3 separate regions of the Mus musculus genome follow, and regions 1 and 3 are each linked to region 2. Evidence: chromatin loops called from intact Hi-C (ENCODE). Cell type or tissue: heart. All regions are shown on one strand.

Region 1 (8,000 bases), 290 kb after region 2:
TGGGGTAGAGGACCGTGCCTCAGAATTCATCATTCACCCGTACCTGCCTCAGATGCAGCTCTGGACTTTGCATGCATGCTTAAGCTGATAATGGAAGAAGTTAACAGTCCTGTGACGACTGAGATGGAAGGAATGCACTGGGTGGGCATAGTGAGGAGAGCATTTGAGAGTTCAGAAGTCAAATGCTTCCATTTGAATATGACCCCCATCCCCAAAGTCCATGAGTTAGAAACTAAATCCCTGGTGTAACAGGTGAAGGGGTGGCCTAGTAAAAGGTGGCTCTGCAGGATGTGGTGATGCACCCCAGCATTCAGGAGGCAGAGGCTGATGGATCTGTCTACAGAGAAGAGTCCCAGGACAGCCTGCTGAGGAGGATACCTCTCCACACAGGCCAGTACCTTCATGTTGGACTTTTCAACCTCCAAAACAGAGATATGCTTCCTTTCCTTGTGGTTTCCTGTAGCCCAGCAAGCCCCTAACTCTTATGTGACAAAGGATGACCCTGAACTTTCTGACCCTCCTGCCTCCATCTACCAAGTGCTGGGATACAGGGCTGCAATTCTTCCTTCCTTCCTTCCCTTTTTAGATACATACGTACTTATTGGGGACGAGTGGCAATACAGTTAGTCTGCGATCAGAGGACTTACAGGAGTTGGTTCTTTCCTACTACCGTGTGGGTCCTGAGGATTGAACTCAAGTTTTAGTTTGACAAATGCCTTTACCTTCAAAGCCATCTTGCCAGACCCTGAAATTCCTGTTTGTTTGTTTTTTTATTAAATTGTTCAATCTGTGTTTTTCGGTTATAGCAACACAAAACTGGACTATGTTTAAACAGGAACTTCAATTAAAAGCTTAAAAATATATACACATGAATATACAATTCCACAGAGGCCAGATGGGGGAACATAAAAATCTATCAAGTAGCAGTTCCACTATGATCTCCTGCCCAGTTACATTATTATTAAAGATTCACTTGAAGAATGCTCTAATAGCACATCAACTAACACAATCCAGATGTTTCTAAATGGCAATATTTGGAATGTGTCATCTATTTTAATTTCCTTGTACACTTAATTAGTTGGTGAAGGCTATCTTTTTTTTTTTTTTTTTTTTTTTTTTCCCGAGACAGGGTTTCTCTGTATAGCCCTGGCTGTCCTGGAATTCACTTTGTAGACCAGGCTGGCCTCGAACTCAGAAATCCACCTGCCTCTGCCCCCTGAGTGCTGGAATTAAAGGTGTGCGCCGCCACCACCACGCCCGGCTGGTGAAGGCTATCTTAAGAGGCTATTTGAGAACAGATTGAATAACTAAGTGTACAAATACAGAACAGCCATTAACTGAAGCCTAGCACAGTGGAAAGGTCAATGAGAAAAGGAGGATGGTGGACTATTATGTTAAAGAAATGTCACAAGGCCAGACAAAGTGACACATGCCTTTATTCCCAGCACTGGGGAGGCAGAGGCAGGCAGATATCTGAGTTGCAGGACAGTCAATGATACATATTAAGATTCTGTCTCAAAAAAAAAAAACAAACCAGAAAAAGAACCACCTGATCCCAGCTATTTAATCAGCTATTAAAATGACAGTATTTAAATGTCCCTAGCATTAACCACCTATAGTCTAAAGATTCTATCTCAGTTGCTTTCTGTTGCTCAGATAAGGAGCGCACCCTCCTGAGAGGAACCCCTAGGGTTTACTCCACCTAAATATACCAGATAAACATGGACACAAGTACACTGTCCTCACACACCCGGCACACATGTACACACGTGTAGCAGCATCACACACCTGGCACACATGTACACACATGCAGCAGCATTACACACCCGGCACACATGTTCACATGTGCAGCAGCATCCCACACTCGGCACACATGTACACATGTGCAGGAGCATCCCACACCTGGCACACATGTACACATGTGCCATTCCTTCAGCTCCTTCCTTCACTTAGTTCTATCCGACCTTCCCAGTTCTTGTGTCCAACTGCGACCTTAGAAAGATCACACGTTAAGGACCAGCACTTTTAGGTGTCCTAGTTTGGAAGGCAGTCACTATGCTGGTTAATTTTTGTCAACTTGACACAAACCACTCACCTAGGCAAGGAAGACTTCCCTCTAATAAACTGGTCTGTGGACATTTCTGTAAGGCATTTTCTTGACTGTCTACTGATGGAGGAGGACCCAGTCCATTAACAGCAGTGGGCCTAGGCTTAAGAAATGTAGCTGAGCAAGCCAGAGTGACAGTATGCAGCCTCCTTCCTTGGTCTCTGCTTCAGTTGCTGCCTCCAGGTTCATACCTTGAGCTTGTGTGTGGCTCCCTCAATAACTGACTCTAATGCATAATAAACCTTCCCTCCTCCCCAAGCTGCTTTTGGTTATGGTGTTTTAAAGCAGCAACAAAAAGCCAACTTAGGACAGATACTGTTTTTTTCATTCCTTACCAATCAAACATTATCCTTAAATGAACCAGAGGCACAACTTCATTTCATACAATTTACCTTAAACAAAAGCTCCACTGGGCATGATGGCAAACCTATACTCCCAGCTCATGAGGCTGAGGCAGGGGGATCAGACAAGTGTGGGCCACAGAGAGAAACCCTGTCTGAAAAAAGAAACAGAAGAGGAGGAAGGGGGCAAAGACAACGCTTGCTTGTTAAGCCTTAGTAGTTAAAGTGCCTACTGCCAAGGCTGACCACCTGAGTTCCAGCTTTAGGACCCATGCTGTAGGAGGGCAATGACTCCCCTAAACTGTCTGTCCTCTTACCTTTCTACATTCATGCTATGTGAGAGCACACTGACAATGACACACACACACACATACATACATACATACACACACACACACACGTAATTTTTAAAAAATTAACGGCTACATCCCACCAGGAAATTAACTTCTTTACAAAGCATCTAAATTTATTACCATTTAAGCTTCGGTAAACAAGAGACCAAAAAAAAAAAAAAAAAAAAAAAAAAAAGAAAAAAAAGAAAGGGGGGGGGCTGTTAAAAATAAATTATCCCAGTAAGTAGTAAACCACTTTATCAGGTTGTTTGTGTTAAAGACAGATTGTTCTGAAGTTCAAGTTAACTTGACTATCAAGTTATCACAAGATCTAAAACTAGAGGAAATCAAGCATCTAATTCTAATGTTCAAAGCATTTACAGTAACAGCAAACTCCACTTAACTTAACAGCTATAACGTACACAGCCCTAAATTCTTCTCACGAAAGCCTTCGGGGTGCGAGACGCTCTTGAGGCCCAGTGCTGAGCAAGTTCACTCGGTATAACGCCATGGGAAAGACAAGATCCCTGCAGACGCCCAGTTCACTTACTCTGGCTTTCCAGAAACCTGCCTGAGCGCAAGTCTTGGGAAATTCCTAACCTAAGCTCTCTATTAAACCTGTGCTTACTTAAAAATAAATAAATGAATAAAGCTGATCTTCATACACCTCTCCTCCCCGCACCCCCACCCCTGGCCCCGGACATCCTTTAGAAGGAGTTCCCAGCCGGCAACTTTCGGCAGCCCGCGCTCCACGCGAGCACGCACCGACACATGTGCTCGCAGACCCAGCCCCTTTCCACGCACACGCGCGCGCGCGCGCACACACACACACACACACACACACACAAACCCGGAAGCGACACCCCCTTGCTTCCACTCCGCAGCCCATCCCCCCTGCTCCCCGCACCCCACTCCCAGCGCCCCCCACCCCACCCCAATTACACCACGACCGTCCGTCCACCCACGCTCCCGGGAACCCGCCTCCCCTAGCTCCGGGGTTTGCCCCGAGCGGCGGAGCCCAGAGAGGAAACAGGAAGAAGGAAGGAGGGCTGCGCAGGGCCTAGGCCTCTCCTGCGGCCCGGAGGTGAGGGGAAGCGGGCAGGCTCAGGCCTCCTCCCCGCGCCCGGACCGCACCAACCCCGCACCGCACCACCCCGCCCGGGCCTCACTTACTCGCCACCCGCGGGCCATCGAGTCCGCCGCCCGCGGTCGCCGCCCCCGGGACGCCCAGCTCCGGCTTCTTGGGCCCCGCGGGCGGCCCCGCTCCCCCGCCCGGGAGCGCTCCCGGAGGAAAGGCGGCCCCGGCCGCGGCCGCTAGCGCCAGCGGGACGCTGTTGCTATGGAGGCCAAGCCCCGGGGCCGCGCCGGCGGCTGGGTCCTCGTGCAGGAACTGACACTCCTCGCCGTAGAAGCACGTCTTGTCCTTGGCGTAGTAGCGGCAGTACTTGAGCTTCACGCCCGCCGCCGCCGCCGGCCCGCCGGGGACGCCCCCGACGCCCGACGAGGCCGCCACCGCCACCGCCACGGCCGCCGCCAGCGAGGACGACGACGGCGAGGCAGCGGCCGAGGGCGGCGGGAGGCCACCGCCGCCGCCACTGTTCATGGCCACGCCGCAGCCGCGTCCCCCGCCGCCACCATAGACGAGGGCGGGAAGGAGCCGCCGCCGGAGCCGGATGGAAGCCGGGCGGGCGGGTTGGGCCCCGCTGAGGGAGCCGGAGCCGCCCGGGGAGGGGGAAGGGCGGGCGGGCGGCGAGCAGGGATTCTCCCTCTCCCTCTCCGCTGTCCTTAAAGGGGCCGCGCGGGACGCCGCGGTGGGCGCGCGGCCGGGGCTGCGGGGAGAAACGACCCTGAGGCGGCGGCGACCGGAAGCTGTGGGGCAAAGGCACGGCGGGAGGGAGCCGCCGGTTTGTTTTTAAACTCTTGCCCTCCGCTCGCTCGTCGGCTCGCGCTCCGGGTCCTCCCGACTTGTTTATGCCATTTTCCTCTTCCTGAGACGCTCGCCGCCTCTGCGCCTGCGCGAGTGGCGCGGGGCCTTGTGGGTAGGAGGCCTGGCCCGGGGGTGGGGGACCGCAGGCGTGGCCCCCACGGGGCGTCCGCGAGCTGACCGGAGGCGGTTGCTTCAGCCCGAGCCCTCGGAGGGAGGCCTTCCCCACGGCGGCGGCGCCGAGGCTCTCACGAGACCCGGTGGTAGTCCGCTTGGAGGGGAAAACACAAAATGACAGTCCGTCTCAGGTCCTTGGAAGGGGACGCAGCCCAACCTCGCTCCCCGGAGAGGAGAGTTTGCTTCCGTTTGTCACGTTTCCTCTCCCTTTCCCTGTGCTCCGCCACCCCTCTAGCCTTTGTTTTTTTTTTTTTGTTTTTTTTTTTTAAATCCTCCCCCTCGAAGGTGATGGACTACTGGCCAGATAGCCTTAGCTTCTGGGCTCTTTGTCAAAAGATGGAGCCAGAACCCTGGATGCCACCAAACCCCTGCTTAGAGCAGCACCTGTTTCCTCCGCTTTGATGGCCCTCGGGATTTTTTTCTCTCAAAGGTGCCACCTGGGACAGTGCTACCTTGGCAGCACGGGAAGACCCAATTCCAAATGTGCTGGAATGTTTTCCTACTCTGCATTCGAAATTCACTTTTTAAAAAAAAGTTTTCCCCTCATTGATTTCCAATTTGCTCCCCCCACCACCACCTTTTTTTAAAGGGGAGAGGCGTGAAGACAATTGAACCGCAGTGAAGTGAAAAATTGATATTAGGGTTTTAGAAATCTTCTCTAAAAGATTTTCTCAAAAGACAAATCCCTGTTATGAAAAGGACGGGTGTGGGCAGCATTTAAGGAATCGTGGCAGCCTGACGAAGTCACAAAAGAATATATAAAGTTTCACACTGCCAAAAGGGTGAGGTTGAGATGCATGCTATATAGATCCCAATCTGGTAAGCCTAGTGATGCTGCCCAGGGAAATTCTAAGCTGCTATCTCTGCGTGGACGCAGTGTTCACTCATTTAAATATCCAACAGGTATTTGTTAATGTTAATTACATGTTCCCAAGGAGCTGGGGATGCAAAAGTTAACCAGATGCAGTCGGACCTGAATTCAGAGGGCTTATTTATCCTCCGGCTAATGAGGCATAAGATGTGAATTAGTGTCTAGTGTTAACATCAGCTGTTAGAGGGGATTTAAAGAGTTGAACTCCTACTGAGAACTGTTGGGGAGTGGGGAGAGTGTTTACAGCATCCTTGAATTCAGACCTGCCTTTGGAACCTGCTTGCTTCTCTGTGTCTCCTTTGTACATTTGAGATTAAGTAAGTATCCACTTCATAATGAGCGAAGTGGTTCATAAAAATGTCCCGTGTTTGGGAAGAATTCAATCTAGCACTTGCTTTTTATTGCTGCTAGGTGTGTAGAGAAAGAGCATTCTAGCCGAAGCTAACAGCTTGTGAAGGAGGTCTCCAGGTGAATGGGGGTAGGGTTTTAGTAGTGTAATGATATCACACAGCTGAGCAGAGTTCGCAGAAGTGCTTTTCAGGCAGTATTAAGGGATTGGACTTTTTCTTGAAGGCAATTAGAAACTATCACAAGGTTCCAAAATGCTAAGTAGCAACATTCACATTTCCTTTAAGAAGAAAAGGGATCCCCGGGCTGGTGAGATGGCTCAGTGGGTAAGAGCACCCGACTGCTCTTCCGAAGGTCCAGAGTTCAAATCCCAGCAACCACATGGTGGCTCACAACCATCTGTAACAAGATCTGACGCCCTCTTCTGGAGTGTCTGAAGACAGCTATAGTGTACTTACATATAATAAATAAAAATAAATCTTTAAAAAAAAAAAAAAAGAAAAGAAAAGGGATCCCCATAAGAACGCCGAGAAGCAATAAAAGAAAGGCAAATTGTCCCTGAGCAGGGGAAGGCCTGAAATTGCCCAAAGTTTATTCATTCCAATCCAGGGCGTACCTAGTGAGTCGTGTGTGCTGTTTGTATTGGATGCTTCATTGGTGTTAAATAAACGTGCATGTCTTAAAGACTTGCCATGGAAGGTGGTGTTTCAGGGCTTGATAAATTTAAGCTACATTCAACATATTGTTCAAACTAACCTTAAATGAGAATCAATGATGATTACATACCAAGCAAGAGCTATGCTAGGCTCTGACATAACAAGACCTGGCCTGAGGATGGTTCAGTCAGGAAAACACTTGCCTTGCGATTGGAAGAACTGAGTTCCAGTCCCCAGAATCCAAGTAAAAATTGCTAGGCATAGTGGTGTGCATATAACACCAACGCTGAGAAAGCAGAGACAGAAGAGCCCGCTGTGCTAGCTGGCCAGCCGATCTAGCCTAATTGGTAGTAGCTGGAGGCCAGGGAGAGACCTCATCTCAGAAAAAGTGGACAGCCTTTCCAAGGATGACACTTGAATTTGTCCTCAGACTTTCAGGTGTACCCTGTACACACATGCACATACATTCATAAAAAAAAAGTATATAGATATAAAATTAAGATGTGTAAGACTGAGCCTCAGAAGTTCACAGGTAGTCATTAGAAGAAGCAGTATTAAAGTTTGTCATCAGTACTACATTTAACAAAATTATATTAAACTATCCTGAACAAATTAGAGAAAAGTAGACTGAGATACTTGGGCAGCTTTGGTAGTGTCAGATTAATCACAATCAAATGTTACACAGTTACCCCTGGGGGTCCTTAAGTATGCAAAGGGTGTCGAGAATGATACATATCCAAATACTCTCTCCTTCACTCATGAATCAGAATTCAGTTGGAGGAACGGGAGTACTTTAACATCACCGATGGCATACTCCCCCCACCCACAAACACATACACCCTGAAAGTAAATTGGCTATAATTTCCTTATCTTGGAAAATTAACAGCTTAAAATACCACTGTTGTCCTTAAACAGATACACACTAAGAAGGTAGCTCTCCTAAGTTGTATATTATAGTGTGGTCATTGCAGTATTACTCAAGAAAGCCAACAAAGAAAGTTGCAAGTAACCCAGACTATAAATGCAAAGAATAATGAAATCAGTAGTGGAGTGTCAACTTGGAATATTATGCAGCTAAAAAAATAGCCATGAAAACTTGCATTTATGATGCTCTGTTAATATTACATGATACAACATTATATTTGCTTTATATGTAATGTTTTGAAAAAATAGAATAAGGATCAGAGTAATTGCTTCCAAACATTAGCCATAGTTTTATTAAGGTGATAAAAGTACATAGATAT
Region 2 (8,000 bases):
GGCAGGTTCTATTGAGGCTATTTTTCAAACCTGCAGTATTTACAGGGACAAGACTGGGCTGCTCCGGGGAGGCCGGGACGACTTCAGCCTTCCAGTTAATGGATGCATAATTGAGGAACAACGTGGAATTAGTGTCATCGTAAATGATCTAGTGTCTCAAGTTAATTTCACCCGTTTTTTGTTCCAAGAACATTCGAGTCAGTCATCTTGGCTAGCCGGCTTCCACCAAAAAGATTTGTTTTCCATCCAGCGTTTCAGACCTAGAGTTCAAGTTCTTGGCCCTTACAAGTTGCAGGAGCGTGTCTCACGCCTTGGCTTTTTTTTTTTTTTTTTTTTTTTTTTTTAAGGTAACATGTTATTCCTTGTTTTGCTTCTAGGAAGCAGAGGGTTGAGGAAATGGCTTGGGCGGGTGCATTAATGCAGCCGAAAAAGACACAGACTCCCTCCCTTGGGACCCGCGCGGCCCCGCGCTCTTTCCGAAGGTGCCTGGCAAGGCGTCCGGTTCCCTCGGACGCTCCGGGTCCAAGTGCCTTAAGCGGAGGGTCTCTGGCGCCTTCCTTCGCTGTCTGGCAACAGTCTGGCGGGGTCAGGGACCGGCGGGACCGCTCGGGAGAGGGCTCGACTGCGCCTCGTTCCTCGGTGCCAGGGACACCGTCGCGGGAGGCGCGGCCAGCTTCCCTAGGATAAGACTTCCCGCCCCGGGGGCAGGGCGGTGCACTTAGACGGTCCCCTCCTCAGTTTCGGGCGGTCACCAGAGCTGAGTAAGCTCGGTGGAGGGAGCTGGGTAAGGATTTCCTGAGAGCGATGGGCAGGAGGGGCTGGGGCAGCAGAGCACAGAGCAAGGACCCTGAACCTGCGAACCTGTCCGGCGACCCGCGCGCCTAGCGCCACCGCACGCGCGCTCTGGCCCCCGGGCTACCCGCCCTCGCCGGCCCCCGCCCCTCCGGGAGGAAGAAGAGGGTAGGTGGGGAGGCGGATGAGGGGTGGGGGACCCCTTGACGTCACTGGAAGGAGGTGCCGGGGTAGGAAGTGGGCTGGGGAAAGGTTATAAATCGCCCCCGCCCTCGGCTGCACTTCAGCGAGGTCCTTGAGAGGCTCGGAGCGCGGTGGCGGACACTCCCGGGAGGTAGTGCTAGTGGTGGTGGCTGCTGCTCGGAGCGGGCTCCGGGACTCAAGCGCAGCGGCTAGCGGACGCGGGACGGCGAGGATCCCCCCACACCACCCCCCTCGGCTGCAGGCGCGGAGAAGGGCTCTCGCGGCGCCAAGCAGAAGCAGGAGGGGACCGGCTCGAGCGGCTGCGCCGTCGGCCTCGGAGAGCGCGGGCACCGGGCCAACAGGCCGCGTCTTGCTCACCATGGTCAGCTGCTGGGACACCGCGGTCTTGCCTTACGCGCTGCTCGGGTGTCTGCTTCTCACAGGTGAGGCGCGCCAGGGACCATGAGTTGGAGTTCGGCGGGGATGGGCAGCCACGGGGTGGTCCGGGGGAAGCGAGCTCCGGCGGGAGCCGGGGACACTTGTAGCAGCGGGTACGCCTCGGGACACACGTCTTCCCCTCCACCCCCCAAGTGGGCGCCGCTGGAAGTTGGCATCACCGCTTAGACTCTCCTTAGCTCCACGCTGGGGTCAGAGCCAGAGTGCCTGCCGGGTGTAGCCGGAGCCGCTAGTCCCCTACCGGGTTCCCGGGTAGGCGCTCACTCCTTAGACTCTGGGAGTGCAGATCACCACACGGGTGGACCTTTCAGCATCCAGAGCCTGCTCCTAGGCTGCAGCAGAGTCCTCAAGGGCTAGTTGGAGCAAGCTAGATGTCAGAGAGGCTGCCCGGGGCTGGACAGAGGTGGGGTCGTTAGCGATGAGCTCGCTCCACCAGAGCAAAGGAGGACGAAATTGGGAGGGGTCCCGTGCCCGCGGCGAGCAGATGGAGCCCAGAGAAGGGCCAGCTCTGACTCCCGTACCCGCTTGGGTCCGTCCGGAGGAAGCTGGGGAACGCACAGTCTGCAGGGTTTCTTCCCAGCAGTTCGCGGAGCGCCGTCTCCCGGGTGGGGCCTCCGCGGTGTGGGGCGGGTGTGCGGTCCAGGTCCTCGGAGTGAGTGAGTGACCCAAAGCGACCCGGCAGCAAGTTTTGGAATTTTAAGCCCTACCTTTAGGTTATGAATCTAGAAGAAAAAACAAAAAAACAAAACCACCTGACAATTTAGACTGAAAGCTGTGGTTTAAGTAGTAGGTGAAGTTTGCGACCTCCTAAATCAGCGTTCTCTAGGATATGAAAAGCGCGGGGCGGGGGGGGGGGGGCGACCGATCAGGGGCCGGCAGATTTTAGGAGCATTTAATGTGGAGACCGTCGTCATCCAAGGGTCAAAAAGCTGGAGGGACCTCGGGAACTCTAACTCCAGGTCTGCAGGCGGGAGGTCCCTTTGCGCAGAGACGCATACCAGAGCGTCTTTATTTAAACCAGCGTGGTTGGGAAAGAAGATAGAGACTAAAGAGTCAGGTAGAATAGTAGTGGCCCCAGAAAGAAAGGCAGCAAGGTTTTAAAAGACAGTAAAAATAAGCCTTTTGAAATGGGAAGACTGTACTTCGTTTCAAAGTAATGAACAGGGGTTTATAATTAAAACGGACTAAAATGGCAAAGCCAGAATCCGACGTGGCTGGTTAGGTTCTAAAATAATGATATTAAACGAGTTATTGTATTTTCTATTTCACAAATATTTTCGAAGAGCTGCTTATACGGAAATGCAACCGCTTAGAGAGTTTAAATACTGATTTATTATATAAAGACAAAACTAGCTTAAAAAATTACTGCAAACCCTTAAGTTACAGGGTGGGGGGAACAGGCGTTTTATTGGATTTTCTGCTTGACACATGTCTCTACTTTTTAATTTTAAAGCGTGGTTGGTTTTGGCTAAGCGTAATTTTATCTGTGTTTTCGAACAGTGGAGGCAGATTGAAGCAGTTCAGGGAAAGTGTACAAAGTCGCTTTGCGCCGCTAGCCAGGCGCTGAGCCCCATCAGGTGTTCTAGCCTCGATATTTATTAGTTACCAACGCCCTAACTACCATAATTACCGGTCCTCTCTGTAGCTATCGAGACCAGTGTCTCTATAAAAGTTCAGTCTCCTCTTCAAGGCTTAAGACAACACACTCTCGTTTAAGTCCACACCCTTGATTAGCTCCACACCAGTGTGCTCTCTTGCGCTGGCTCATCTCTCTCATCCCCTCTGTCTCTGTCTCTGTCCGGCTCTGTCTGTCTGTCTGTCTATCTGTCTGTCTGTCTTACGCGCCGCTCTCTCTCTTTTCCCTTCCCCCTCATTTCCTCCTTCCCTCTCTCCTTCTCCTGTTCTCCCTTACTTTTAAGCAGCTGACATTTAGAGTTTGGTAGAACTAATTAGAAATACTTAAATTGTGAGCTTGGGGTGTGTGTATTGTATTCCCAATAGTAACTCTGAGTTAAAATAAAAATTATGCAAATAGTAGCAGCCAGGTGTGAGTGCCCTGTCTGTATCCTGAGAACTCAAGGCCTAAGGCAGAAGGGTGGTGAGTTCTAACCAAGAGTGGACATTGGCTATGGAGCCAATTAAAGTCAGCCTGAACCACACAGGGAATCCCTTTCTCAAAAATAATAATTAATAATAATACCTATTCCCAAATTGGTTAGAATGCATTTTTTAATATATAGTTTTACATAGTGATTTCTAATTTTTTTCTCCAAGGCTTACACAGTTGTGCTTTTCCAAAAGTTGCATATTTTAAATGGTTATTATTTGGGACCCTTGTGGGTCCATGTTGTTTTCCAACTTATCAATCATCTTGCAGATAAACTGTGAACTAGGCTTTCTATTAAAAAAATTATTAGTGCAGCATTTTTTTTTCTGGTTGAAAAGTCTTTAATAGGCTATATAGTTTCTTTTTAAATGATCCCCAATTGGCATTTTTCTTTTAAAAATGGAGAAATTTTGTTTTTTTGTTTGTCTGTTTGTTTGTTTTCTCTATGCAAGAGTTTCTTTGTGTACCCCGGGCTGTCCTGGAACTTACTCTGTAGACCAGATTGGCCTCTGCCTTCTTAGTGCTGGGATTAAAAGTGTGGGCTGCCACCACCTGGCCTAAAACTATGGTTGACTTCCGAAGGCTCCTTTTCAACTATAACATTCAGTGAAGGAATTCCACAAAGCAAACAGATGGGGTCCTTCCGGTTTCCCGGCTCCCTGCCATTCTTCTGCATGTTAATGGGTGCTAAGCCCTTTGACACCCTAGCTGATGAGCTAGGCTGCTGCTGCCATCGGGGTCACACCTCATCTTTCTCTCTGGTAGAATGTACTAGACCAACCAATTAACTGAGTCTTTAGTGGGCTTCCTTTTGCATTGCAGGGGGTGCAGGGGTGGTCTGATGGAGGATGTGTCCCAGATGCCTCAGCCACTACATCACTATCTTGGGTCTTTTTTTTTTTTTTTTTTTCCCTAGCAGAATGTGTAACTATGACAGAGGCTAAATCACATTACCTATACTGAGGACATCTGTCTCTTTAACCTCCCACCCCTTATTTCTTTCTTTAAAAAATTAATCTTTTTAATTTCTTTTTTTTTTAAACAGCTATGTTCTAAAACTGTTCCAGATTACAACAAGGCTAGTAAACCTCTTATTTAATAATTAAACCTATTTTTTTGTGACTTCTAAAAGACCAACCAAGTCATTACTTTTTTTTCCTCTCCGAAACTATGGGGACAATTTCTGAATCCTTGAATGTGTATAATATAGAACTTGAAGTGATATGTATACCCCGCTCCCCCCCCCCCAAAAAAGAAAAAGGCTTTATAGTGACACTTGCCCCCCTTCCCTTCAGAAAAGTGGTTCTGTGGAGGGAAACTATGTGGCTGATCTCTACCCTGGCTTTTGCGGTAAAGCTAAGAGAATACAAAGTAACAGGACAGGCAGGGGTTTTGATTGTGTGTGCAGGTGAGCCTCGGGATAAAAAGGGAGTTCGAGGAGCTGGGAACTAGTGAGCAGGGTTTGGCTCAGCACACACTAGGTGCTGTGTGGTTGGCGGCACACACTAGGTGCTATACTGTCATCGCAGGCTGAGAACCATTTTTCAATGTCCTTGATAGTGTGTAGAGAGGAAGAGGACATTTGAAGATCACAGCGGGCTCTATTTTAAGTAAAAATATATTATACCACGAGCAGCTGAAAGCATTTAAAAACAAAACAAAACAAAACCGTATTGTGTTGGATTTAGCTTAACAGAGCAGAGCGGCTCGTGAGGAAAGATGTGGCCCCTGCCAGACACTTTCCAGGACTGCCGTGGAGGCCGAATCCTGCGGTTCCTGGGATGCTGCACCCTGATGATTAAATGGCTGGACTTTGTTCCAGACCGAAGGAAGGGAAGGAAATGGGAGGAATGGAGTATTTGAGGGAACTGGAGAGAGAAGCCTCAGACTTAGCATGCAGCACTGTCGGGGGTGTGTGTGGGTGTTCATTAAGGAAATGGTTCTACTCCGTCTGCTGAAGATAGTGAGCGAGGTTTCCTGCATTGTTGCTGGCCGGATGTGTGTGTGTGTGTGGGGGGATGTCAAGAATTTCTGGGCATTTCCCATCTGCCTTTGCAAACCTGGATGCTTGAAGACCATTTCTGATTCCTGCCTCTGTCTTCCATGCCAGGCTCCTTGGGAGGGAGACTCCTCGATCTTGGCTCTCACACACACACATTTGTTGTAAGAGTTCCATGGGGGCTCAGGTTTGAAAGTGGAGAGAGCAGTTTTGGGATATTTTCTCAGGCCCCGCGTTGGCCAGTGGCAGACCCAGGATGATCCCCCCTGAAGGTCAATCAGAAGTCCACATTTCTGCCGCATCTGTGCATTTCCTCCACGCGGACAAAGTGGGGAGGGAGATGCAGATATTCATTGACTGAGCACTTCCATCCATCTTTCCTGAACCATGATATCTACTCACTTTTATAGTAGTAGTAGTAGTAGTAGTAGTAGTAGTAGTAGTAGTAGTATTTTGTGGTGCTGGGGATCAAATCTAGCACCTTTCAGTAGCTCAGCAAAGGCTCTCCCATCGAGCTGCCTTCCCAACATCACCTTAACTATGAGATTTCTTCCACTAAAGCTCATTGGAGAAGGCATTACATTCAGAACCTCCATGCCCCATGGTACACATCTCTGCTCTCAGCACTCGGAAGGTAGAGGCAGGCTGATCTCTGTGAGTTCAAGGCCAGCCTGGTTTACAGAGTGAGTTCCAAGACAGCCAGACCTATACAGAAAGACCCTGTCTTATAAACACAACACAACAAAAAGACAAAAAGCAAAAAATCCAAAAACAAACAAACTTAGAAAGTATAGCTGCTTAGTAGCCCATGAACATATTTATAAGATTTTCCTCTGTGAGCCCTTGGTTTAATACTCTCTGTGCTGGTTTAATCTGTCATTTGGTCCCTCGACCTTCTGTTCCACTTATGCCAACTCTGCCCCTCCTTCTTAGGGCTGGGCCACCTCTGAGATCATTGGCCCCCTTCTCAATTCCCCCCTCCCTACCAGGGAAACCCAGGGCAGCAGGGCAGCTCCTCCTGGTAGCACTAGACAGAGTGGGGGCTTCACCTTGCCACTGCCACCGTCCTGGGACCCAAGTATGCAGCCTCCTGTGGTTGCTGTCACCTGCACCATTTGTATGTTAGCTGCCTGTATGTGTCCTTCCTCTTTGGGGAAGAGCCTGTTTCTAAGTTCTTCAGAAATGTTGCTGGGGAGGATAAGTGAGTAGGGTCACCACACAGCCCTCTCAAGGACACCTCTTAGAGTAAGGTATGCTTTATTTAATTCCTGTTTGTTCATGTGTTCTTGCCTGCCCGCGGGGCCTCTGGGATTACTTAATGAGATTGTTCCCAATAGCTGTATGCGTGTGGGACATCACACCTTACTCCATAAGCATGTGGTTTTCTCAGTTAACAATTAAAAGAAAATTAAGGGCTAGAGAGATGACTCAGTTGAGTCAACAATGACTGAGAGCAGTTGTTCCCCCCGGAGACCAGAGTTCAGTTCCAGTACCCATGTTGGGCACCTTTTCGGCTCCTGAAGGTCAAATTCTTTCTTCTAGTCTTCTGAAAGTATCCCCACACAGGGCTAGCATGCAGACACAAGCACACCATTTTTTTAAAAAAGACTTTTTTACTTACTTAATGTATATGAGTGTTCTGTCTTCACTCGCACCAGAAAAGGGAATCAGACCTCATTACAGATGGTCAGGAACCACCATCTGGGTGCTCCCAGGGGCAGGTGAACTCAGGACCTGTGGAAGAGCAGCCAGTGCTCTGGACCACTGAGCCATCTCTCCAGCCTCACACATCAAGTTTTTAGATTAAAACCTTAAACGTAAGGAAAGAACCGGTCAATAGCTGAAAATAAAACTACAATCTCTGAACTTATTTCTTTGCTTATTACATTTAGATATTTACTTTTATTTCATGTGCACTGGTGTTTTACCTGTGTGTATGTCTGTGTGAGAGTGTCAGAGACCCTGAAATGGGAGTTACAGAGGGTTGTGAGCCACTGGGTAGGTGTTGGGAATTGAACCTGGGTCCTCTGGAAGAACAGCTAGTGCTCTTAACCTCTGAACCATCTCTCTAGCCTCTATCACTGAATTTTTAAAAAAATAGATCTGTATCTCTGATCTGAGCTCAAGTTGGTCCCTGTCTTTACTGTACCCCAACCCTGTACATGCTCACAACACACTCCAGCACTCTTCTTAATAGCCAACAGTTTAAGTGTATGTATGCATGCATTCTCGAACACACAGGCGCACGCACACACACACACAGGCACACGTGCACGCACACACACACACACACACGCACACACAGGCGCACACATACACACACACACGCACACACAGGCGCACAAACACACACACACACTCGCTCACAGTATATAAGAACTGGTCATTTGCAAAATCCCCAGGTGCTTTTTATTGCCACATTCAAAATGGAGAAATATGGATTTAGTGAAGGATTTGTGGTCA
Region 3 (8,000 bases), 50 kb after region 2:
AATAGAGTGATCCAGGGAGGCAGGCTCCACCCTAGGTGATCTCCTTAGTGGCAACAAAGTCAAGGTCTGGCTCAGCCTGCTTCAGGCTTGTGGATGGTTACACCCATGAAGTTGATGTAGAAAAGTATGATAAATTACTCGGAATTAATGCTCCTCTAACCCCCCAGTTTAATGATCACGGGATCCCCAAACGGTTGCTTAATGCTAAGTTGTAAATTCTGTAAGGACAAGTGAAAGGCCGGAGCTGTCTGTTCTTCGAGTTCTCACAGCTTGGCTTTACAGCCCAGATCCTTTCTCCATCTTCCTTATACCAGCCGGGTAGATTTAGAAATACCGTCTGTCCCTTGCTATTGTGACAGATTTAGTTTGATGCTCCCGGTTGGCAGGTGACCGCTTTCTGTCTCTAGGGCTAGCTGGCCTGAAAGCATCATCTATTGATGAACACTTGGATTAGATGACAGGCTCCACCAGTTCTCAGTGGTTGATCGCGTGCATCTCCTCTTAGTGAGGGGGTGAGCTCACGTTCACAGAAATGAATCCCTCCCTTACACGCTGTCATTTCTTCTCTCAAAGAAAAAGGATTCATCAGTGTGAAACATCGGAAGCAGCCGGTGCAGGAAACCACAGCAGGAAGACGGTCCTATCGGCTGTCCATGAAAGTGAAGGCCTTCCCCTCCCCAGAAATCGTATGGTAGGACTGCAATCATTTCAGTGTCACTTAAGACACTTTTCATAAGCGGGAAGATGATGGAGTTGAGTGACTGACACTCCTGAAAGAGACACTAAGAGAAATTGTACACACCATGTTGGTTTCTGGGTAGTGGCTCTTGGGGAGAGATGGATGGACAAGGAAGCAGTGCCCAGGGGTAGGTAAAGCAAGAGTTGAGAGGCTTGCGTGCTCACACATACTAAATTCCTGCTTCTCAAAACCTTCCTATGATGTCAACGCTCTCTGAGTGAGATGTGTTGGGCGGCCACTCAGAGGCATCTTGAATGTGTAGCATGCTCTATTAACCCCGAAGAAGTGGGCCCTTGTAACGAGGAGGCCAAAAATAATTCCTTTCTGTGAGGCTTTGTTGAAAGTTCCAGCTTTGTTTTAAAATTCCAACAAACATTAATAGTGGCAGGACTTGTTCATTTGTAGGTGTGGACAAGTGGACCTACTTGAATTAATTATGGTTTTCTTTGGCTTGCAGTTTGCATATTCAGAAATGTCTTACACAGTTTTTTTTTTTCCTTTAAAAAGTCAAACCAGTATAATACCACTGTGAAACAATGCAATCTGTTTAGAATCTGCAGTCATTTTGTTAAATTACTTTTTAATGCCATTATCTTTGGCTTAAATCACTCCATTTTAAACAAAAGGTTTAGCCACTCACAGTTGATTAGGAAAATAAGCCATATGACACAGAAGCTCCACCATTCTGGAAAATCCTCCCCAGAGCTTGTGGCCCCCAGCCCTACAGGGTTTGTTTGCAGCAAACCCAAATACTTACTATGGAATTAAAGAACAAATTGCAACTCTATACTCTACCTTCATAGTACTGTAGTGGGAAATTAACAGATATTTTTGTTTCATAGTATCTAAGAAGTTATTTGGACTTCATAGTTGTCTTGAAACACATACAAAATATAATTTAAGAAATGAAAAAGTATTAAATTTAATAGAAAAGTTTGTAACAATTTTATGACCAGAGAAAGCACCCTCACTCTCTCCTGTCTGAACAGAACCTTCGTCTATTCATGATTTCCTTAGTGACTACCTAGCAAGGAACAAATAGAATAACATAATCCACTTTTGAAATGCTGTCTTGTTGATAGGACATAACTGAACAATACTAAAATGATATTTGTAGTCATTAAAATACTGCATAGCTATTTTGACTGCCTTGGAAGTGAGGTCCAGAGAGTGTGTCCCCAGGCCTACAGGCCTAAGAACCATTTCTGCCTCCTTCTACAGCAGGGTGTACTCCCTACAAATGACAGGGCCTATTGAAAGAAATGCACATTTAAATCAGTGGCTGGAGAGATGGCTCAGCCATTAGGAGCACTGGTTATTCTTACAGGGGGGCCTGAATTCATTTCCCAGCACCCACATGGAGCTTGCAACAAACTGTAACTAGGCTTCAAGGCACCCAATGCCCTCTTCAGCATATATGTATATGTATACATATATATACAGATACAGATAAATATGTATATTTATGTATATATAAAATAGCTAGGCAGTGGTGGGGCATGCCTTTAATCCCAGCACTTGAGAGGCACAGGCAGGTGGATTTCTGACTTTGAGGTCAGCCTGGCCTACAGAGTGAGTTCTAAGACAGCCAAGGCTACACAGAGAAACTTTGCATTGAAAAACTCCAATAAATAAAGACAAGTAAACAAACAAATAAATAAAATAGAAATAAACATTATAAAAATAATAAAATATAAAATGAATTCATAGACTATCTGAGTTCAAAGGGCTCCTAAGAACTTCTAGAAGCCTGCAGATAGGGCAGAGCCAAGCCACCTGACTCGTCTAAACAGAGAACATCAAGGCATTGATTTTACTTTCAAAACATTTTAAAACTCCTGTTGCTTGGTGCCTTTGATTGTTTCTCTATGGACAATTGGTGTGACCATTTGTGTAATTAATAAGAACTCCACATGAGCCCACAATAGGAGCCTCTATTTTTATTTTTATCAGATTTAGTGGATCCGACTTACAAGCGTTCTCATACTTGAACTTCTTTTTGTTTTACTTTGTTTTGTTTTTGTTTTTCGAGACAGGGTTTCTCTGCATAGCCCTGGCTGTCCTGGACCTCACTCTGTAGACCAGGCTGATCTTGAACTCAGAGATCCGCCTGCCTCTGCCTCCCCAGTGCTGGGAGTAAAGACATGCGCCACCACGTCCAGCTGAGTTCTTGTTCTTCTCATGGAGGCTTAAGGAAAACACTTAACAAACAGCTCGGTGGACTAAGTCAGACTGGAACCTCTGAGTTAGTTCTTAAGACCCGATGGCCACCAACACCCCTAAGGGGACAATAAGCCACCACTTTCTTTTCTTCATTTAGCTTAGTTCATCCTCTTTGTGAATAAAGATGAAATGTTACCCAGTCTAAAACCCTCGCCTGCCTTTACCCAGTACTTAGTGCCCAAAGATTTTGTTTTAAAAAAACAAAACAAAACAAAACAAAAACCAGTGCTGATACCCAAAGACTCAAAACTAATCCACTTGAGGTTGTAAACAGAAAGGGCACATGCCAGTCAAAGTGACATCACCCAGCTACTGAAGGGACTAACACACCATGCTGTTAACTACAGGTTAAAAGATGGCTCGCCTGCAACATTGAAGTCTGCTCGCTATTTGGTACATGGCTACTCATTAATTATCAAAGATGTGACAACCGAGGATGCAGGGGACTATACGATCTTGCTGGGCATAAAGCAGTCAAGGCTATTTAAAAACCTCACTGCCACTCTCATTGTAAACGGTAAGTTTAATGTTCCTGTGAGATCTGGACCCCAGGGCAAAGTTAATGATCGTTTTCTGGTTCGAAAGTCAGTATAAACTATCAAGGAAAACAAACTTTTTTAAAAAAATTGATTCTTGAGTTTATTTTATTTTATTATATGAGTGTTTTGCCTGTGTGGTGTATGTATGTATGTGTGCCACATGCATGCCTAGTGTCTGAGCAGGTCAGAAAAGGATGTCAACTCCCCTGGAACTGACAGATGGTTGTGAGCCAGCCTGAGAATCAAACCCAGATCCTCTTGCAAGAGCAGCCAGTGCTCTTAACTGCTAAGCCATCTCTTTAGCCCCACATACATGTTTATATTCTTAAACCGCTTCTAATGGTTCGGATGGAGTTCAGTAGCAGAGCACTTGCCCCCTAAGTAGGAAACACTGGTTCTATCCCTAGCACCACGGAAAAACAGAGGAAAAAACGCCACACTCTGTCCCTGTCATAACCACTTCACAATTTCTCTGTGGTGTGTGTGTGTGTGTGTAGCCCTGGCTGTGACCAGGCTGTCCTTGAATTCAGAGATCCGCCTGCCTCTGCCTCCCAAATGCTGGGACTAATGGAGTGTGCCACCACGGCTCAACTATTCATGTTTTCTTATCTTTTGTATGCAAGGTGGCTTTTATGTCTCACCAATAGGCATTTTTCTACGTAATATGACCATTTTTTGCTCCCCTACCCGCGGCATCCAAAGCCAGTGTGACTGGTCTCTCCAGAGAGCTCCCGGAGGAAGCCCCCGGCTCTGCCCTTGACCTCACTCTGCTTCTCTTCCTCTCTAGTGAAACCTCAGATCTACGAAAAGTCCGTGTCCTCGCTTCCAAGCCCACCTCTCTATCCGCTGGGCAGCAGACAAGTCCTCACTTGCACCGTGTATGGCATCCCTCGGCCAACAATCACGTGGCTCTGGCACCCCTGTCACCACAATCACTCCAAAGAAAGGTAGGGACAGTTAATGTCTTCAGTGATTTTTCAAAGACCAACTAGATTCTTTAGTGGCTGGAAGTTACCAGATGTATATTGGATTTGGGGCAGAGGCTTTCCCTGTGTTCGAGCCTGCAGACAGTAGGTCTTCCTTCTCATTGGAGACAGACACCCTACCCTTGGCTCATGAGATCACAGGAACATGGGACAGAACCACGGTTTCCCGGGACCGGGGAGCTGTTATGTGACTCAGAATTTTCGTGCACCCTTTCCCAGTTGAGTAGCCCTGCCAAGAGCTCTTCTCCTCCGTCAGTCACCCTGGTCTTTCTACTCTTCGTTTTCGCATCCTTGGCTGGAATCCAAGTTCTTCGTAACACATGGCTACCGTTTCCTATTTTGGGCTCAGCCCATGCTTTTCCATCTGTCTGGATTTTGCTTCCACCTATTGTCTGTCTCCTAAGAAGTTGGTTTTTTTATCAGACCCCCAGGCTCAGCTCCTAACGTTACCTTCCCTGTGAACCCTCTGGTCTGCCTCATTCCAGCTCACTTCTCCCTCCACAGTATAGGCGGTAGCTGTCATCACGCACCATCCTTGTTGTGTTGGCCCATGTGCCCAGCTGTCTTCTTCCTTAGGCTCTGGATCAGCCAACTGCAATCGTTTAGCAGATGCTTGGTATAAGCTTGTACAATGAATGCAACCCTACCCTCTGTCAAGCGCCCGGCGTTCTCCTTGCGTCCTGCCCACGACTGATCCTTGTTTGTTTTGTCTCCGGTTGTTTAGTCTAGAGAGATGATACCTGTGATAATTCATGGGAGGGAATTAGAAGGACAGGAATAGAATGGCCAAGTACAACCGGGAGACTAAAACACTGAAAGTACCCGAGGGTTACCATACTCATCTCGTCTCCGTGTTGCTTTTAGCTCTCCCTGGAGGATGCTAGGGACGATTGCTATTAAACTAAAGCAAACAAACTCCCAAACTAGCTTGATTAAAAAGCAAGCCTGGGATAATTCTGTGATGGCTATTTGGTTTTCCTGGATCTTCCCGTAGTTGAGATTCTCCATCGCTGTGCTAATCCCTTGTTTAGGACACGGTATAATGATAGTGGAAAGTTACTGGTGAGAGGTGGAATTCATGAGAAGCAGCTATTTCCACATAAGTCCGATTTTTCATTTGAGAGTCATTTTCTAAGAATAGAAATAGAAGTTGCAAAATATTTAGGACTTGTGAACATTTCATGGAGAATACAAGAGAATGGACCGCTGTGATTTTTTATTATTTGGCTAGTTTTAGTTAAGCATCCACGCTTGGTGGATCTGCCTCAAATATAGGCATTTGTAGTGAACTGGTGAAAAACTAGTCAGTCAGGATCCAAGTTTAGAGTTACATTTTTATGAACTAGCATAGACTTTTATGCATATATTTAAATTTCTGTTTTAACACTATCAAACCTAAAGCTTCAATGTTGCTCTTAACTGAATTCTAAGAGTAACTATGTTAGAAAAAAATTCAGTTCTGAGGTCAGGACACTGTAGTATGAGTTTGGGGTTGAATGAGGCTCATGAAATGAAACGAGGGGGCCCAGGTGGATGCCGTGTGTAGCGCCTCTCTTTTTGATCTCTGCGGTGTGCGATCTTTCTCCCATTCTGTGAAGGATGTTCAGGAGGTCCTGGAAAGATGTCTTACTCCTTTGAGAAAAAAAAAAAAAAACATTGCAAGACTCAGAAGTATTGCCTTAAATCTTTCTTGACTATTTGAATTATCCTTTTAAAGTCATCTTACTATTTATTTTTAACTTTAACAATTGACAAGCTAGACATGTGAGATAGATAGTGCCTACTATCCTTGATTCCTTCCTTGAATCAGGAAGTGTCTGCTATGCTTATTTTTGAGTTACATATTTGCATGGTAGTCTCTATGCATGATCTTCAATTATAAAAATGCCTAATATTTCAGAATGATTATACATATATGTAATAGTTATATATGTGCAGAATAATTATTAGTGCTTAAATCTGAGACTCTAATTCAATATCTACAGCTCAAGGCCTAGTTTATTTTGGTGTCCCAACATTATTAATTGTATTTCCATGACCAGCCACTTAATACAGACAAGTTAATAAAAAAAGAGAGATTCAGACCACTTGAATTTCAGCATTTCCTAGAATCTGACAAATATTTTAAAACTTCAGAACTCCAATGGACCTAAAATTTCTTAGTTAAAATATGGCGCACGCCTTTAATCCCAGCACTTGGGAGGCAGAGGCAGGCAGATTTCTGAGTTCGAGGCTAGCCTGGTCTACAAAGTGAGTTCCAGGACAGCCAGGGCTATACAGAGAATCCCTGTCTCGAAAAACAAAACAAACAAATAAAAAAAATTGATAAAATAGTTGATACAAATGAACTTTGTTTCAACTGAGTAATACTGTGGTTTTTGTTTCCCCTGTAATTCATTCTTATAAAGCATTTGTAATATGTCCTGGTGGCCTATTACACAGTAGCATAGCTATAAATAACAGCCACATGTTCTATAATGCAAGAAGACCGATGAAAGGATACTCAGCATTAGTGACACAAATAGATGAGAAATGTTTGAAGAGATGGCTATGTTTAAACATGATACAATGTGTACGAGTGTGGAAGTATCACAGCACCACATTACATTGGTGGTTTATAGGCTATAGGCATCAATTTTAAGAACAACACTAAGAATAAAGTGAGGATATTATGTAAGTTTCTATAACTAATGATCAAGAGGAAATAACAGAAGATCGCCCATTTCCCTATCCGACATTTGGATGGTAAGGTGTTCAGAGAAGGAGAGAATTTCTGGTGACTGTAATAGAATTAAATTGTCAGCCCTGAGTGAAGTGGGGTTTGAGGACTATTTGTCTTGATTTTTAACCATCAATAGAGACATCTAGTTATTTGCTGACCCTCTTTTGTGGTAGCTTAGCATCACCCTAGGCAGCTTCCGCAGGAGTATTACATGTTGGAGACCCTCTACACATCATCTGTTAATGTAAATAAAGATAATTAAACATACTTCACAGGCAGAGGTAACATGTCTGGGGAGAGCCCACGGTGACAGAGAAATCTGAGACTGGGCTTTTACTAGCATTTGGAGGACCGCATTTCTCGGAGACCCATACTAAGTCCATTCTGAGGAACATGGAGGGAAATGTTTTTGCCTACATCGGAACGAATTTCACAACATGGGAAACGATAATGACCATTTCTGAAAAGTATTGGATAGGGATGATGGGAAGTCGAATGCAAGTTCACTTTGCTATAAAAATAGAAATCTATTAAGTCTGAGCGGATACAAGCAAGTCAGAGGAAGAAAAAAAAAGGAACTAAGAAGACTAAAATAAAAGTAAAAGGAAGGGCAGAGAGGTGGGCGGGAAGCATGATGCGACTCCCTAGGCACTGACCACGCTGCTCATCCTTTCCCACCCGGCAGGAAGTAGCTCTGCCCAGCCCTGTAAGGAGGATAAGGCTTGGGCGGGGCAGAGCAAGCTGGTGAACCAGCTGCCTCGCCCATAGCCCATACCCAATTGAATTCACTT

Evidence for each region. Peaks named below come from ENCODE experiments on the same cell type or tissue, not always from the same donor. Only the 100,000 strongest peaks of a DNase experiment are listed, where the experiment ranks them.
Region 1: it touches region 2 in a loop (2.0-fold over the local background); 2 of 42 quality-filtered maps call a loop at or near these places.
Region 3: it touches region 2 in a loop (2.2-fold over the local background); 3 of 42 quality-filtered maps call a loop at or near these places.

The regions. Positions count from the first base shown.
Region 1 is chr5:147,426,963-147,434,962 of GRCm38, reverse strand. Pan3 (PAN3 poly(A) specific ribonuclease subunit) reads right to left here and starts at 4,807. Exons shown (of 19, transcript NM_028291.5): 1 at 3,954-4,807. The coding sequence starts at 4,383. In heart, no CTCF peak of the experiment used is centred here; DNase peaks (open chromatin) are centred at 3,682, 4,092 and 4,812; H3K4me3 peaks cover 3,279 bases; H3K27ac peaks cover 2,460 bases.
Region 2 is chr5:147,719,089-147,727,088 of GRCm38, reverse strand. Flt1 (FMS-like tyrosine kinase 1) reads left to right here and starts at 1,078. Exons shown (of 30, transcript NM_010228.4): 1 at 1,078-1,418. The coding sequence starts at 1,355. In heart, a CTCF peak has its summit at 4,096 (motif pointing left); DNase peaks (open chromatin) are centred at 968, 1,918 and 5,438; H3K4me3 peaks cover 4,181 bases; H3K27ac peaks cover 1,991 bases; H3K27me3 peaks cover 5,388 bases.
Region 3 is chr5:147,669,012-147,677,011 of GRCm38, reverse strand. Flt1 (FMS-like tyrosine kinase 1) reads left to right here. Exons shown (of 30, transcript NM_010228.4): 8 at 574-691; 9 at 3,310-3,479; 10 at 4,289-4,448. Among named protein-coding and RNA genes, the nearest start is that of Gm35383, 13 kb to the right of the region's middle. In heart, no CTCF peak of the experiment used is centred here; a DNase peak (open chromatin) is centred at 4,841; H3K27ac peaks cover 402 bases.